5 separate regions of the Homo sapiens genome follow, and all the other regions are linked to region 5. A link is a contact called in ENCODE Hi-C or POLR2A ChIA-PET data. All regions are on one chromosome and are shown on one strand. Each heading gives the region's core, a stretch centred on a gene start or an enhancer-like site at or near the end of the contact. The rest is flanking DNA. Distances are from core to core; before and after follow the strand shown. Region 1 holds the start of FXR1 (FMR1 autosomal homolog 1). Region 2 holds the start of DNAJC19 (DnaJ heat shock protein family (Hsp40) member C19). Region 3 holds the start of TRA2B (transformer 2 beta homolog). Region 4 holds the start of SENP2 (SUMO specific peptidase 2). Region 5 holds the start of MCCC1 (methylcrotonyl-CoA carboxylase subunit 1).

Region 1 (2,700 bases), core at 166-2,665, 2.2 Mb before region 5:
CCGGAGGCTGAGGCAGGAGAATCACTTGAACCAGCAGGCGGAGGTTGCAGTGAGCTGAGATCTCATCACTGCACTCCAGCCTGGGCGATAGAGCGAGATTGTCTAAAAAAATAATAATAAATAAAATAAAATAAAATAAAATAAATATTGTAGTCCTAGCTACTCGGGAGGCTGAGGTGGCAGCATCACCTGAGCCTGGGAAGTCCAGGCTGCCACGTAATCACGCCACTGCACTCCATCTTGGGTAACAGAGTGAGACCCTGTCTCTAAATAAATAAATAAATAGAATATCCTGTACATAACAACAGTGAGCACTTTCACAGCCCTCATTTTTTCCCAGAATCTTCAGAGATGCAGACGTGCTCATAAAATGTTGTGTACATTTTATTTTTTTAGAATCTGAAAAACTGGGTCAGTGGGCGTTTCATGGGAAGTATAGAATGTTAGCAAAGTATCCTTTCTTAAGTTTTTCTGCGAAAACGGTAATAATGTAAGTATAACAAGGAGCACTTATAGTATTATTTTCCAAAGCCCTTGCTTAGGGAAGGAGCTTCAGTATTAAGTTGTTAAAATCCATACCCAAAGTATTTGTTATGCTTACAAAACTGGAGATGGTTCTGCTTTGATCCTATTTGCGGAAATTTGCATGCATTTAACAGAGGAAAACGTGGTCTCCTGCTCTATTAAGTTTGTCTGACTACTTTTAATAAGGCGAATTCACCTAAACTCTGTTCTAGGGTGTGAACACAATTACTTGCCCTGAAAATACTCAGTTTGACTTTTAAAGAGCTAAAGTGGTAACAGGTGGGGAGAGGGCTAGGCCAAATTGTTTGAGGGGGTGTGGAACTGTGGAATTTGAGTGAAGAGAAGGCCCAACTTTTTTTAAAAAAAGAGCGGGGCGAAATAACTTGGGGCACAACAGTATGTCTATTTTGTAGGCATCCCTCTTCCCCAGGGCAACTGGAGCCCAAAAAGTGGGTGAGAAAGCCATTCCAGGGCAGCCAGCACTTCCAGAAGTTTAAGGTCAGGATGCCGGAGCTCAGGGGAATGCCGATGCGCCGGGCAGGCTGTGCCTGGGCAGTTCATTCTGTGGCAGCTGGAGGCACTACTCGGCCGCCGCGGTGCGAACTGCGGGCACTGTGGGGCGGAGACCTAGGGGCGGGTCAACAAAGGTCGGGCGATTGTGTCTGGAGGCAAATCCGACGTAGACGGCGGCAGGCGGAGCCCAAAGCCGGTGATGCAGGGTGCGCAGGGATCCCACCTGGAGAGTCGGGGCGGCACGTTGAGACCCCAGGGGTGAAGGGCGGGGGATCCCAATCCCAGCCCTGTTTTCCCCTCCCCTTTCCCCGCCTCCTTCTCGCCCCTCCCCCCTCCTCCCCTCTGGTTGGAAAGTTTCTAGAATCTCTTCCCAGCGGCCTTTGCGGTTCCAACATGGCGGAGCTGACGGTGGAGGTTCGCGGCTCTAACGGGGCTTTCTACAAGGTACTGACCGTTTTGCCACTTTGTCGAGTGTTCTGGGTGCTGGAGCGCGTTTGAGGGAGGGTTGGTGGTCCCAGAGAGTGAGGTTTGGGGTCGGAAAGGCAGCCAGGCCAAAGCTCGAGGCCGCTGGATTCCTTGCTTCTCCCCCCTCCACCCGCGGTTTAACGGTCTCGGGGGCCGGGGCTCCGTTATGTTTTGAAACAACACGTCGGACACCTCTTGCATTTTCCTAGTTATGAACCCTCTTGGTTGCTAGTGCGGTTCTTGGCGGGCCGGTGGGAAGCAACTGAGTGGCTGCTGGGCGGCGGGAGCTCCTTCGGAGCAGGCCCGAGCTCTGGGAGGTGGGGGAGTCGTGAAAGGAGGCGGTGGGATTGTGTGGTCTCACCCGCTCCCCCGCCCCTCGAACTGGGCCGGGCGGGAGCTCCTCAGCCCGCTCCTCCGACCCCTCCCCACCCCTTGGGGCGGGTGTATCGCGGAATCTTTGGAATTCACCCTTGTATTTGAGTTTTGGGCCAACAAATCTTTAGTGTCTGAGGAGAATGGGGGTACCGGATTGAGGGTTAGGATCAAATACAGAAAAGCAGAAAACCTTGAATTGTGGCGGGTTGGAATATTTTTGCGGCCTGGGAAATTGGGCGGCGCCTTAGCCCCTCTATTACGGAAGAAAAGGAGAGTTGTGAGCTTTAAAGTAAGATTTAAAATGCGAAATGGATCAGGGAGATAGGTGGAGAGGTGACTAATTTCTTTATATCACTGCCCCTGTTTTTGGAGGGAGGTTTTGTTTTGTTTTGTTTTTTCTCCCACGAGGTTTTTTGTTTGTTTGCTTGGGAGGAAGGACATCCATTACTATGGAATCGGGGCTGAAAAACGTAAGAGGAATAGAGTAGAGGAATTTGGTGGGGCATTCAGCGTTCACATATCTGAAAATGAAATCCTAATAGTTTATTTTTTGCCACTATAGCGTTCTTTTCTCCTTATTTTCCCGAAATACGCCAGGTTGTTAGAAGATCAATACAGAATCTCCCCAGCTGTTGTCTGTCAGTCAATCTCACTAAGCCAGCATCTCAAATGTTTGAGAGTCTTGGCTATTTTTATGAAGGGCCTTCTTCTAATACATGAGTATTGTGCGTATGCAAAGTGAATTCTCACAGGTTTTCATTTCAGCGTACCTTTTATCCTATGGGTTTTTATTTTATTTGGCCACGATTTTCTATTTTCAGC
Region 2 (2,700 bases), core at 4-2,503, 2.1 Mb before region 5:
GCCTGGCAGAGAAACAACTTTTAAGGCGGAAATATTCTGTCCAGTAATCTTTAAAACTACTGCATCTGTTATGCTGAATGCATTAAAGTTACAGGATTCATCATATGGGAAAGAGGGCAAGTTCGACTTGCTTATTTATCTTTACAATAGTGAAAAAGATGATTCCCTCCCTTTGAAAACTTCTTTCATCACCAGACAAATTAAGTCACATTAAAGTTCAATCAAAAGTAGTGGAAATAGGCCAGGCGCGGTGGCTCACGCCTGTAATTCCAGCATTTTGGGAGGCGAGGCGGGCGTATCACTAGGTCGGGAGATCGAGACCATCCTGGCTACCATGGTGAAACCCCGTCTCTACTAAAAATACAAAAAAAAAAAAAATTAGCTGGGCGTGGTGGTGGGCGCCTGTAATCCCAGCTACTTGGGAGGCTGAGGCAGGAGAATGGCGAACCCGGGAGGCGGAGCTTGTAGTGAGCCAAGATTGTGCCACTGCACTCCAGCCTAGGCGACCGAGCAAGACTCTGTCTCAAAAAAAAAAAAAAAAATGTGGAAATAAGGTTTCTGCTACAGAAGGAAAAACTGTTTACAGACGGCTCCTGTAAAATTCTAACAACGCATTTTCGAGGCTAAACGTGGGCTAAACTAGGAGACTAATACCTTTGGCACTGCCCTGTTGTTTCCTAACAAGACAGGCCCAAATATGTTCAGGAAGCATGGAGAAGACATCTGTCAGCAAAAGCCAAAGAGAAGGACATAGCAAAGTGGAGCTAGTGCTGTGAAGATGTGTTAGGGCAAGGGCACTTATAATCAAATACGTTTCCACTAATCTCCGAGTCCATGACAGCCTCTGACCTTACAGGAGTTCCAGGCAAGCAACACCTGCAGAGCCCGTGCGGACAAGAAGCTGGAGAACCGTGCAGAAAGACGATGTAAAAACACAAACCCCCAAGAGAGCGAGCCAACAGGGTTGTGTCCTGGTGAGTGTGACTCCCCAATAACCGAAACCTCCCGCCCGCAGTCGCACTAAGGAGCACAACTTCAACTCCACACCTCCGAGGCGGGGAGCTGAGGTTGAGGCCTGGGCCGGAGGTCGCCAAGAAGACCGGAAGGCCGCACTCACCATGGCTCCGGCTGGGCTCCCTTGCTTCCACCGGGAGCACGGCTCATCCCAGCTCAGAGGCCGCGGCCAACACCTGCACGCCTTTACCAGAGAGCGACGCAACCCCCAACCTCAAGCACAGGCGCCCTACGCAACACGGCAGGAGCAGCCGCAAACTAGGCCGGAAAACTGTCGTAAAAGGGGACGCGGAGGAGAAGGAAAGTCGCTCAAGCAGTGGACAGAGCGGAGAAAGCGACTTCGGGTTGGTTGAAGGGTGGGCGGATCTCTTTATTTCTGGGTGTAGGGGTGGGGCTTCTCTGTGTTTTCTGTCCTTTGCTCCTGGGCGGTGGGTATTTGGAAATTCTTGCAGGGAAGGGCATGGGCAGCCTTACTCAGACCGATTTTTTCCCCCTACATCTTAGCACCTCGTTTTGCCTTTATTTTATGTTAATAATTGTCAAGGGTAATGAATGTAGTTAAACATGCTGTGACATTTCCACCACGAACCCAAACAAATATGTTGTAACCCAGTGTAGGAAACGAGATGCCCAGAAAAACAAATGAAACCAACCACACTGTGTTTCAGGGATTGCTCGGTAGCATTTTTTAATGTAAAAGAACTTCATTTAAGGATGTGACTTGACAAGACTTTGTGAATATTTGGGTTTTCGTTTTGTAGAATGGGATTAAAGACAGTTCATATTCTGAACATGGAATGTCAAGATCCTACAACTGAAAAGGGCTATTTAAAAGTTTTCCTCCTCACCCAAAATAAAAAGTAGGGCTGGATTTTGCCCTTACGTGGACATCAGTTTCATACATCCCTACATAAATGCTTGAGAAGAAAAAAATAATGGAGACAATAATGGAATTTTACAATGCAACGTTTGCATGATCAAAATAAGTTTGGAGTTACTTCCCACTCAGAATTTACAGTGTTAAATATCCGTTTACATTGCAATGCAATTCTGCTTTGATGAGTTTGTTAGTTATTAAACAAATATGCAAAATTTTTGGGTTTGTTTTCCTCATCTGTAAAAGCAGTTTGCATTTGATAATCCAAGAGCTCTTCTAGCGCTAAGGTTTTTGTGATGTAATTTATTGTCAACACATGATTTAAGGTGACATCCAGCACTAAGACACTAGCATTAAGTTTATAACTTCCTCTTTTGCCTCTCTTTTATCTGGTTTTTACCCAACAATTACAAAATAAATAATCAAGTGAGGCATAAGACCTTGGGACCAAATTGGCATCAACAAGCTAGAATGCTATCTGGAAAAATTTATTATGCATATTTTTGGTATGTACAAACTGTGTAATGCAGTTTCTGGAGGAATAGATTTACAGTAGACTCTAATTAGCTTTGAGACTTTACAAAACCCAGACTCAGGAAATTGGGAGTAGCAACACAGCAAGACATTTTGTTGAGCTGGAGATAGCTCTTTTTTTGGTGGCAGATCAAACTGGAGGTAACCTGGCTCTGTCACTTACTAATACTGTGACTTGGAAAAGTTATTTCTGATTGAGTTTCTTCCTCATTTGTAAAATGAAGGTAATGATAACTACCTTGCCGAGTTTTTGTGAACGTAGAGATTATGCACAT
Region 3 (2,700 bases), core at 129-2,628, 2.8 Mb after region 5:
AGGTAGCTTTACCAACAAGGGGAAACTTAGGTAACAAATTGTTTTTTTTTTTTAAAAAAGCACAAATTATTCCCACAGCCTCAAAAATCAATTTCTATGGTGCTTTTCTATCACCCTTCTAACAGATTCCTCTTAATTCTAGCAAGCCTCGTATGTTCGCATCATTCAATGCTTTCCGAATCCAATACCCAGAGCCCCACAGACCAGCTACGTATGCTGTTTAAACCCTAGAACTGTCTTGTTCCCGCAATTCAATCAACCCTCACTGAACACCTTTAAGAGGTGGAAACTTAAGGGAAAGAAAACTGTAGCCAACACACGCTGTGGTTCTAAGTATTAGAACGCCTCAAAACAAAGGAAATAACGGCGCCGTAAATGGTTGCCCGCCAATTTCTCCTTCACAATCCCGTGGAAATGCGATGTCCACAAAATCATCTTAACGACTTTGTGGTCTGTCCTAATAGAATACTGATACAGATTTTTGCCTGGGAAGCCCTTTCGGCATCAGAGAAAAGCGCTTCATTTAGGCCAAACACAAAGCCCTCACGCAATCCCCTCCACCTAACGGGCCCAGAACTTAGTCGGCCTTGGATTAGTTTCCATCTTAAGAGGCCCCAAAGACATCCCAGACTCCGTCCTTTCCGTGGAGGCAAAGACGGTCCTTCGTTAACCTAAACACCGGCCCAAAGACCCAAAAGAACGTCGTCTGTCCCCTTGCACCCCACCACGCGGCCTTACGAAGCGCGGCCCGCTGCGGGTCGGGTCCGCGTTGCCGCGCGGCTTCTCCGCCATTTTGTGCCTCTGGCAGCTCGCCCAGCCCGCCAGCCCAAGATGGCTGCGGCGGACCTTCGCAGGAGAGCAACGCCGAAATAAGATATCGCTCCCCTCCCCCAACACCGCGGGGACGCAGCGGCCATTTTCATCTTCCCCCTCTTATAACGGGAAAAACGGCCGTCTCGGGCAGAAGCCACATAAACCCGCCGGGGGCCTCCCTCCTTCACGACCAAAGGCACTAAGGCACTATCCACAAAGGCTTTTTTTGGTTAAATGCTGTCTCCCTTGCCTGCCCTCCCGGCTTCAGACTTCGGAGCCTAAAACGCCCCTGCCTCCTGGCCCGAGGCCGACGGGCCTAGAAAAAGATGCAAGGAGCTAGGACCACACAGCCACCCCCTACCGCAGCTCTACGTACCCGCTCGCCGTAGTTCTGCTCGCCGCTGTCGCTCATGACTCCTGGCTGCTGTCGCCGGTCGATGTGCTTCAATCGAAGCTGCCAACCTCTTGCACCTTCCTTAAGGAGGCTCCGCCGCAGCCCCGCACGACGCGCCGGTCGCCCAGCCGCTCAGAGCCGAAATGCTCCGCACCGCCTCCGCACGGGCTCTAACTCTACCGGATGTGACGCGGCGCTCCTTAGCCAGGCTCCTCCCCTCCCAGAAACGCGCGCTTTCTTGGCCTCGCCCCTCCTCGCTCTGCCTTTCCTCTCCAGCTGCAGCGCGTCCCGCACAGGAAGTGACGTGACCCCGCCCCTCGCAGGGCCCCACCCCCATTCACGAGCCTCTATGAGGCGGGAAAGCTAGCGTGTCGTTTGGCTGCTGTAGTGGGCGCCACGGAGCCACAGTGATGTCACCAGCCACTTCTGAATCCCTTCTAGAACTTTCCAGGGAACCTGCCGAGTGTGCAGGGAGGAAGGAGATGCTGTTTCCCCCAATCTCAATTCCTTTCTCCGCCTTATTAGTTTCTTGTTTTGTGTCTTTCCTTTGTTAGAGAAGTGAATGTTCGTACATTGGGTTCTTACTTAATTTTGTCTTACTTGTAGATATTTCCTTCCTGAATACGTCTTCATTTAAAAAAGGTCAGATCGGGCTGGGCGCGCTGGCTCACGCTGTAATCCTAGCACTTTGGGAGGCCGAGACGGGTGGATCACGAGGTCAGGAGATCGAAACCATTCTGGCTAACCCAGTGAAACTCCGTCTCTACTAAAAATACAAAAAAATTAGCCAGGCGCGGTGGCGGGCGCCTGTAGTCCCAGCTACTTGGGAGGCTGAGGCAGGAGAATGGCGTGAACCCAGGAGGCGGAGCTTGCAGTGAGCCGAGATCGCGCCACTGCACTCCAGCCTGGGCAATAGAGCGAGATTCCGTCTCAAAAAAAAAAAAAAAAAAAAAAAAAGGTCAGATCGGCTGGGTGCGGTGGCTCACGCCTGTAATCCCAGCACTTTGAGAGGCCGAGGCAGGCGGATCACATGGTCAGGAGTTCGAGACCAGCCTGGCCAACATGGTGAAACCCAGTCTTTACTAAAAATACAAAAAAATTAGCCGGGAGTGGTGATGCATGCCTGTAATCCCAGCCACTCGGGAGGCTGAGGCAGGAGAATCGCTTGAACCCGGGAGGCGGAGGTTGCAGTGAGCCGAGATCGGACCGCTGCACTCCAGCCTGGGCGACAGAGCGAGACTCTGTCTAAAAAATAAATAAATAAAAATAAAAAAGGTCGGACCTTAATACACAGGAATCAGACACAATCTCTATTCTAAAGTTACAAAGTAATGTGCTAGAACCGTTAAACACAATTAGAAAAAATGATTGTAAGTGCCAGAGGCATGTATAACTACAGGGGTGTCACAAGGAGGGAAGATTAATTCTGCCATTTCGTAAGAGAATATAGTTGGATTATAGTGAGAAGAGCCCAAGACCAAGTCGGATACTTT
Region 4 (2,700 bases), core at 130-2,629, 2.5 Mb after region 5:
AGCAAGTGTAAAACTCTGGCCTTAACTGAATCACAAGTAGGAAACAAGTTAATCAGGAATGGATTTGTGGGGCATGAAAACCTTTGAGGATTCTTAGGATTGTTTGGAAGAGGGGACTGGATTTTCTATCACTAAATAGGGTGGGATTTGTTTTACAGTTGATAATTTTTTGATGGGGTGCGTCAGGGTCCCACTCTGTCACCCTGGCTGGAGTGCAGTGGCGTGATCACGACTCACTGCAGTCTCAACCTCCTGGGCTCAAGTGATCGTCTCACCTCAGCCTACCAAGTAGTTGGGACTACAGGTGCGTGCCACCACACCCGGCTAATTTTTGTATTTTTTGTAAAGATGGGGTTTTACTATGTTGCACAGACTGGTCTCAAACTCCTGGGCTCAAGCTATCTGCCCACCTCAGCCTCCCAAAGTGCTGGGATTAAAGGCAGGAGCCACCGCGCCCGGCCTATAGTTGACAATTAACTAGAAGTGTGACATTGGAATTATAGAGGGAGAGTAACGAGACTCATTACTTACTAGCCCAGGGTAGGAGACATTAGTGGGCCGCAGGTTTCATCCTTAAATTTCTGTGAAGCCTTTCTTGAGGACATCTGCCCTTTCCTTCTCTCCCTCAGTGTGTGGTTTTCCTTTCTCTGGCTCCCACTGCACTCTGCACATACCTTTATCACAGCAACCACTTACGGTGTATTGTAATTTGTAATTATCTATGTACATGTCTCCAAGTAGACTGACCTCAAGGGCGAGGGACTGGCGCTGGTACTCAGACCCCGGGTTCAAGTTCCAGCCACGTCTCTAGCTAGTTTTGTGATCTTAGACAAATAACTTAATCGCTCTATGCCTCAATTTCCTTGACTTATAAAACTGGCTTAAGACTCTCTGTCACACGCCATTGCTGGGCATATTAAGGTGACAATGCGTGAAAAGTACGAGGCAAAAGGTAAGTGCAAAATAAAGGGCGCCTAAAACGGTAAACGTGTGTTAATTAACCTGATCTACCTTTACATGTGCATTCAGCAAACACTGAGCACCTAATGTCCTCTGGGACCCCGGAACGCCTCCTCCGGAGTGGAGCAGCCTCACATGTGGCCTGTGGGCCTTGTCCCACGGGCCGGCTCCGGATTGGCTCCGCCGAAGAGAAAACCCTGCCGACAGCCCTTCCGATCTCGTCAGCGATTGGGCCGGGACCGTCCCACAATTACTCTTGTTGCTGGGCTCGGAAATAGGGAGCGGTGCTAGGTTGCGCGTGCGCAGATTGAGAATGGAGCTTTCCGGTCGGGCGGGAGGAGGTGACGTCAGGAGTGGTGGCGGGCGGGGGCCTCTGGTAGCCCTGGGGACGCTGTATCTGTGGGCTCTTGAATCGCGTCACAAATCAGCGACCGAACTCTGGCGGTGGTGGTTAAGACGGCGAAGGCGGCAGCGGCGGCGACAGCTCTGGGGTTTGCGTCTCGGGGTGTGTCGGCCGCCGCTGCTGCTTGGGCCTGGTATGTACAGATGGCTGGTTAGGATTCTCGGCACCATTTTCCGTTTCTGCGACCGGTCGGTGCCCCCTGCCCGGGCCCTCCTGAAGAGGCGGCGCTCAGACAGGTGAGACGAGAGGGGGCTGAGCGCCAGCCTGGCCTTACCCCCTCCCCCACAGCGGGCTCCTCGGCCGTGATAGCTTTGATTCAGCCAGGCTCACCCGAAACAGGTCGCCGGGATCCTAGTGACGTAGTCGCTCCCGCCAGGCTGTAGGGAGGCAGCTCCTGATGAAGGAGGAGCTGGTCGTCTTCGTAGCGGCCGGTGATGGCAGGGTCTTTGACATTCTTGTCAGAGGCCAAGCTGGTTGCTGATAACAAATGGGGCTTTGCCGCTCTTAGGCTGAACACTAACATTGAAGGAATACTGTCTTTGTTGTGGCTCACTGTTTACAAAGCACCCTCGCAAGTGTCATCTGCAGACATTAAGTGCAGTTGAAGTGAGATTCATAGCTTGCCCAAAGCCGTTTTGACTGCAAGTACTGTCCTTGCAGCAAGAAACAGCACCTGTTTTGTTCCAAAACAGCTGTCAAACAGTCTGTGTGTTTGGGGCCAGAAGGGTTTTGTGCTTTAGAATTAGTGAATGAGTAAAAAGGCTTAGGTGCCTCACTCCTTTAAAACAATCACTAGTCTGTACTCTTAAATTCGGTTAAAATTTGGGGGAAACGCAAAGCTATTCTTTTCTTTTTTTCTTTTTCTTTTGGTTGAGACGGAGTCTTGCTCTGTCGCCCAGGCTGGAGTGCAGTGGTGCGATCTCGGCTTACCGCAACCTCCGCCTCCTGGGTTCAAGCGATTCCCCTGCCTCAGCCTCCCAAGTAGCTGGGATTGCAGGTGTGCACCACCACGCCTGGCTAATTTTTGTGTTTTTAGTAGAGATGGGGTTTCACTATATTGGCTAGGCTGGCCTTGAACTCCTGACCTCAAGTGATCCGCCCACCCCAGCCTTTGGAAGTGCTGGGACTGCAGGCATGAGCCACTGCACTCAGCCCCAAAAGCTATTCTTATTTAGCATCTACTCTTTGGAGTGTCCCATTTTATTGTATCGACCTCCTTACCTAAAAATCTGGAAAATAAAATACTATACAAATTCTATGCCCCCTCTTCAACTTTAGTGATCAAGTGTTAATTTTTTTTTTTTTTGAGAAGGAGTCTCGCTCTGTCCCCCAGGCTG
Region 5 (2,700 bases), core at 193-2,692:
AACAGGCGGGACTATAGGCGCGTGTCACCACGCCCGGCTAAATTTTTTGTATTTTTTAGTACAGACGGGGTTTCACCGTGTTATCCAGGTTGGTCTCGATCTCCTGACCTCGTGATCTGCCCGCCTCGGCGTCCCAAAGTGCTGCGATTACAGGCGTGAGCTACCGCGCCCCGCCAACTTCCAACAACTTTCTTATGTTTCTCTGGGGCACTCCTACAATTAAGTAACTAAAAAGGGCATCTACAATATTTCTGGAAAATAAAAGCAAGCAAACGTTCATATAAATGGTTGAGTTTGCATTTATAGACTGATCTTATGTACCAGATTGTGCTTAAACCTCATTCCATGAATTAATTCATTTAGTTTTCACAACCCAAGGTACTCGTATCATCTCCAAGGTGAGGAAATTAAAGAAGAAATATTAAGTAACTTACCCAAAGTCACACACCTAGTGAGTAGCTAACTAAGACCTCAGCCTTGACTGCAGAGTCTGTGCCCTTGAACACTAAACTGTCAATCTTTCCAGAATGATGAAGGATGATAACGATGAAGCAAAAGAAGACAAAGAAGCAAAGCTATCTACAAGCCTGAGGGTTTTTTCACTGCCAGAGTTATTGCCACCAAAGCTTAGAGCTCAAAATTTGAAACAGAGCTGGAGTCAGGTGAGCTAGACTGAGTCATCTGATAGCGTTGTTCAAACTTGGGTACAAGAGTTTTTGACAAAATAATTTCCCAGCTCTGTGGAAGGTACATTTGCTCTTCTTGACAACTTCACTCTTCTAACAATGAGAAGGAACTCCAGGAGTCTTTCTCTGAACTGGACACCTGATGGGGCACAGCTGAACTGAAAAATGGCTTTGAGGGCATCCCGGCCCCATTTCTTACTAGCTGTGTTTCGTTGAGGAAGTCGTTGATCCCTTTGGGCTTCCCCGGAACCGGATTATAACAACGCTCCCACCTAAGGGGTGCTGCGAAAGCCCGATGTAAACGGCTACGAGCTGCAGCGACGGCGAGGGGAGCCTGGAGGATGGCGGGCCCAGTCCTCAGAAATGGAAAAACAGAAGCCAAAGGCGCGCTGAAGCGTGGATGTGCGGAAGCGGGGAGAAAGGGAAGGGCTGGTGGGGATGTCTTCCTCCCGACGCCGTGACTGCCGGCAGAACCCCTCCGAAAGTGCCTGGGGTTTTCCTACCGTCCTCCCCACACCGACCCTGGGTTCCGCCGCACCTCCCACCGCTCACGCGGGTCCGTGCACCCCTCGCTCCCGCCTCTGCCCACTGAGCCATGGCCCCTCCACCCACCTCGGCGGCAGGAGCAGGCTCGGGAGACGATGCCACCGGTTCCTCTCCGCCGCCACCAGCAGCACCGACACCGCAGAGGCCGCCGCCATGTCCCTGGAGCCCGGCCACTCCGTGACTCCCCAGTACAGAGGCAGCTGCGTCCCACACGCCAAACCCGTTCCTCCACTACGAAGCCTCGTGACCCCCGCCGGCCACCGTCGGAGCCTGAGCCTACCTTTGGGCTGATCCAAGAATGTGAGGGCGTCTCCACGAACACCAATCAAAGACCAGAGCCCGGCTTCAGTAGCGACGATTGGGCAGTCTGGCCACGTGCTCGTGGGGGTGTGGCCTTTGTTTCTGCGTCCCCTGGGGCCTGCTCTGACTAAGGCAAGGGTTTTCTCCATCCTCCCCCTCTTGGTTGCCTGTCACTGTTTCTTCCTGCATCCCGTGGGGTTTCTTCGCTCTCGTCACCTTCTGGGAGAAGAACCCTGGGGAAGAAGCCAAATGCGGATGGACAGCAGGATACACAATTCTCTAGTGCTCTCAGGGATGAAAAAATAAATAAGCTAAAGTGAAAATCTTTAAACCACCTGAGCTTAAAACAGGTATTCTAACTGACTATTGGGAAAAAGAGGAAGTCAAAGAGCAAACTGAGGAACATCTAGAGAATAAAGAAACTGTAAACACTACATGTAGATGCTTCATGAGGAAAGCAGGAGGGAGAAATTAGGGAAGATAAAGGAATAAATAAATGAATTCAGGAAACCAGTGTCAAAGGACTAATAAACCCACAGGTTCACAAAAAATAAAATAGTTATCTAATCAGAAATAGAGAAAAATGCACATTTGACATGATTTAAAAAACAAGCAGGGGAAAATCACAGACACAGGAAACAAATTATAGATTTGTAAGATGCTAATTTTGCTTAACTTCAAGTGAACTTAAAACTCTGGATGAAATGGATGATGTTACAAGAAAATACAATTTATCAAAATAGATCCTGGAAGAGACAAAATTTAAGCAAACCGTTACCACAGAAAAAATAGAGAAGTTTATCAAAGAACTATCCTTGCTACCACCATGGCCCACTTTCACCTTCACCTTCACCCCTAAAAGTTACAAAAGCCCTCCATGTCTTGCAAGAAAATTCCACACAAATGAGTAATTGACTCAAATGCTATTAATTCTGTCCCAGAGCACAAAAAAGATGGAAGTCTTCCAAACTCTTTTTAAAAAGTAAACATAACTTTGATACCAAAATCAACAAAGATATCACGCACACACACACGACAGACCAATTTCACATGTAAGTATCAGTGGAAAAATTCTAAATAAAATATTAACTACGCTGGGTGCTGTGGCTCATGTCTTGTAACCCCCCATTGAGATGTGACAGCGTGCTGGCAGTCCTCAGAACCCTCG

What was found. Hi-C counts contacts between places; a loop is a spot of excess contacts on that map. ChIA-PET counts read pairs that join two places held with the same protein, here RNA polymerase II (POLR2A). Pooled maps may share reads with other maps.
Region 1: a map of CD8-positive, alpha-beta T cell shows a loop between it and region 5 (9-fold over the local background). The contact joins the promoter of FXR1 here to the promoter of MCCC1 in region 5. A Hi-C loop is called at or near these places in 2 of 168 maps with a recorded cell type or tissue (CD8-positive, alpha-beta T cell and naive thymus-derived CD4-positive, alpha-beta T cell) and 8 of 50 pooled maps. POLR2A ChIA-PET finds 5 or more read pairs at or near these places in 1 of 52 experiments (T-cell).
Region 2: a loop to region 5 is called in a map of naive thymus-derived CD4-positive, alpha-beta T cell, with 9 times the contacts of the local background. The contact joins the promoter of DNAJC19 here to the promoter of MCCC1 in region 5. A Hi-C loop is called at or near these places in 1 of 168 maps with a recorded cell type or tissue (naive thymus-derived CD4-positive, alpha-beta T cell) and 10 of 50 pooled maps. POLR2A ChIA-PET finds 5 or more read pairs at or near these places in 1 of 52 experiments (Panc1).
Region 3: a loop to region 5 is called in a map of CD4-positive, alpha-beta T cell, with 8 times the contacts of the local background. The contact joins the promoter of TRA2B here to the promoter of MCCC1 in region 5. A Hi-C loop is called at or near these places in 2 of 168 maps with a recorded cell type or tissue (CD4-positive, alpha-beta T cell and naive thymus-derived CD4-positive, alpha-beta T cell) and 8 of 50 pooled maps.
Region 4: a loop to region 5 is called in a map of CD8-positive, alpha-beta T cell, with 11 times the contacts of the local background. The contact joins the promoter of SENP2 here to the promoter of MCCC1 in region 5. A Hi-C loop is called at or near these places in 2 of 168 maps with a recorded cell type or tissue (CD8-positive, alpha-beta T cell and naive thymus-derived CD4-positive, alpha-beta T cell) and 7 of 50 pooled maps. POLR2A ChIA-PET finds 5 or more read pairs at or near these places in 1 of 52 experiments (CD4-positive, alpha-beta T cell).

What each region holds. Positions count from the first base shown.
Region 1 is chr3:180,911,255-180,913,954 of GRCh38, forward strand. It overlaps FXR1 (FMR1 autosomal homolog 1), which reads left to right and starts at 1,416. Exons shown (of 17, transcript NM_005087.4): 1 at 1,416-1,482. The coding sequence starts at 1,432. RefSeq lists enhancers at 407-1,062, 878-1,027, 1,598-1,687 and silencers at 1,047-1,341, 1,348-1,447.
Region 2 is chr3:180,988,483-180,991,182 of GRCh38, forward strand. DNAJC19 (DnaJ heat shock protein family (Hsp40) member C19) reads right to left here and starts at 1,254. Exons shown (of 6, transcript NM_145261.4): 1 at 1,118-1,254. The coding sequence starts at 1,120.
Region 3 is chr3:185,936,636-185,939,335 of GRCh38, forward strand. TRA2B (transformer 2 beta homolog) reads right to left here and starts at 1,379. Exons shown (of 9, transcript NM_004593.3): 1 at 1,190-1,379. The coding sequence starts at 1,225. RefSeq lists enhancers at 601-810, 713-1,440, 851-1,310.
Region 4 is chr3:185,584,916-185,587,615 of GRCh38, forward strand. SENP2 (SUMO specific peptidase 2) reads left to right here and starts at 1,380. Exons shown (of 17, transcript NM_021627.3): 1 at 1,380-1,599. The coding sequence starts at 1,499. RefSeq lists enhancers at 1-238, 239-857, 858-1,476, 970-1,019, 1,060-1,459.
Region 5 is chr3:183,098,054-183,100,753 of GRCh38, forward strand. MCCC1 (methylcrotonyl-CoA carboxylase subunit 1) reads right to left here and starts at 1,443. Exons shown (of 19, transcript NM_020166.5): 1 at 1,299-1,443. The coding sequence starts at 1,387. RefSeq lists an enhancer at 1,369-1,508.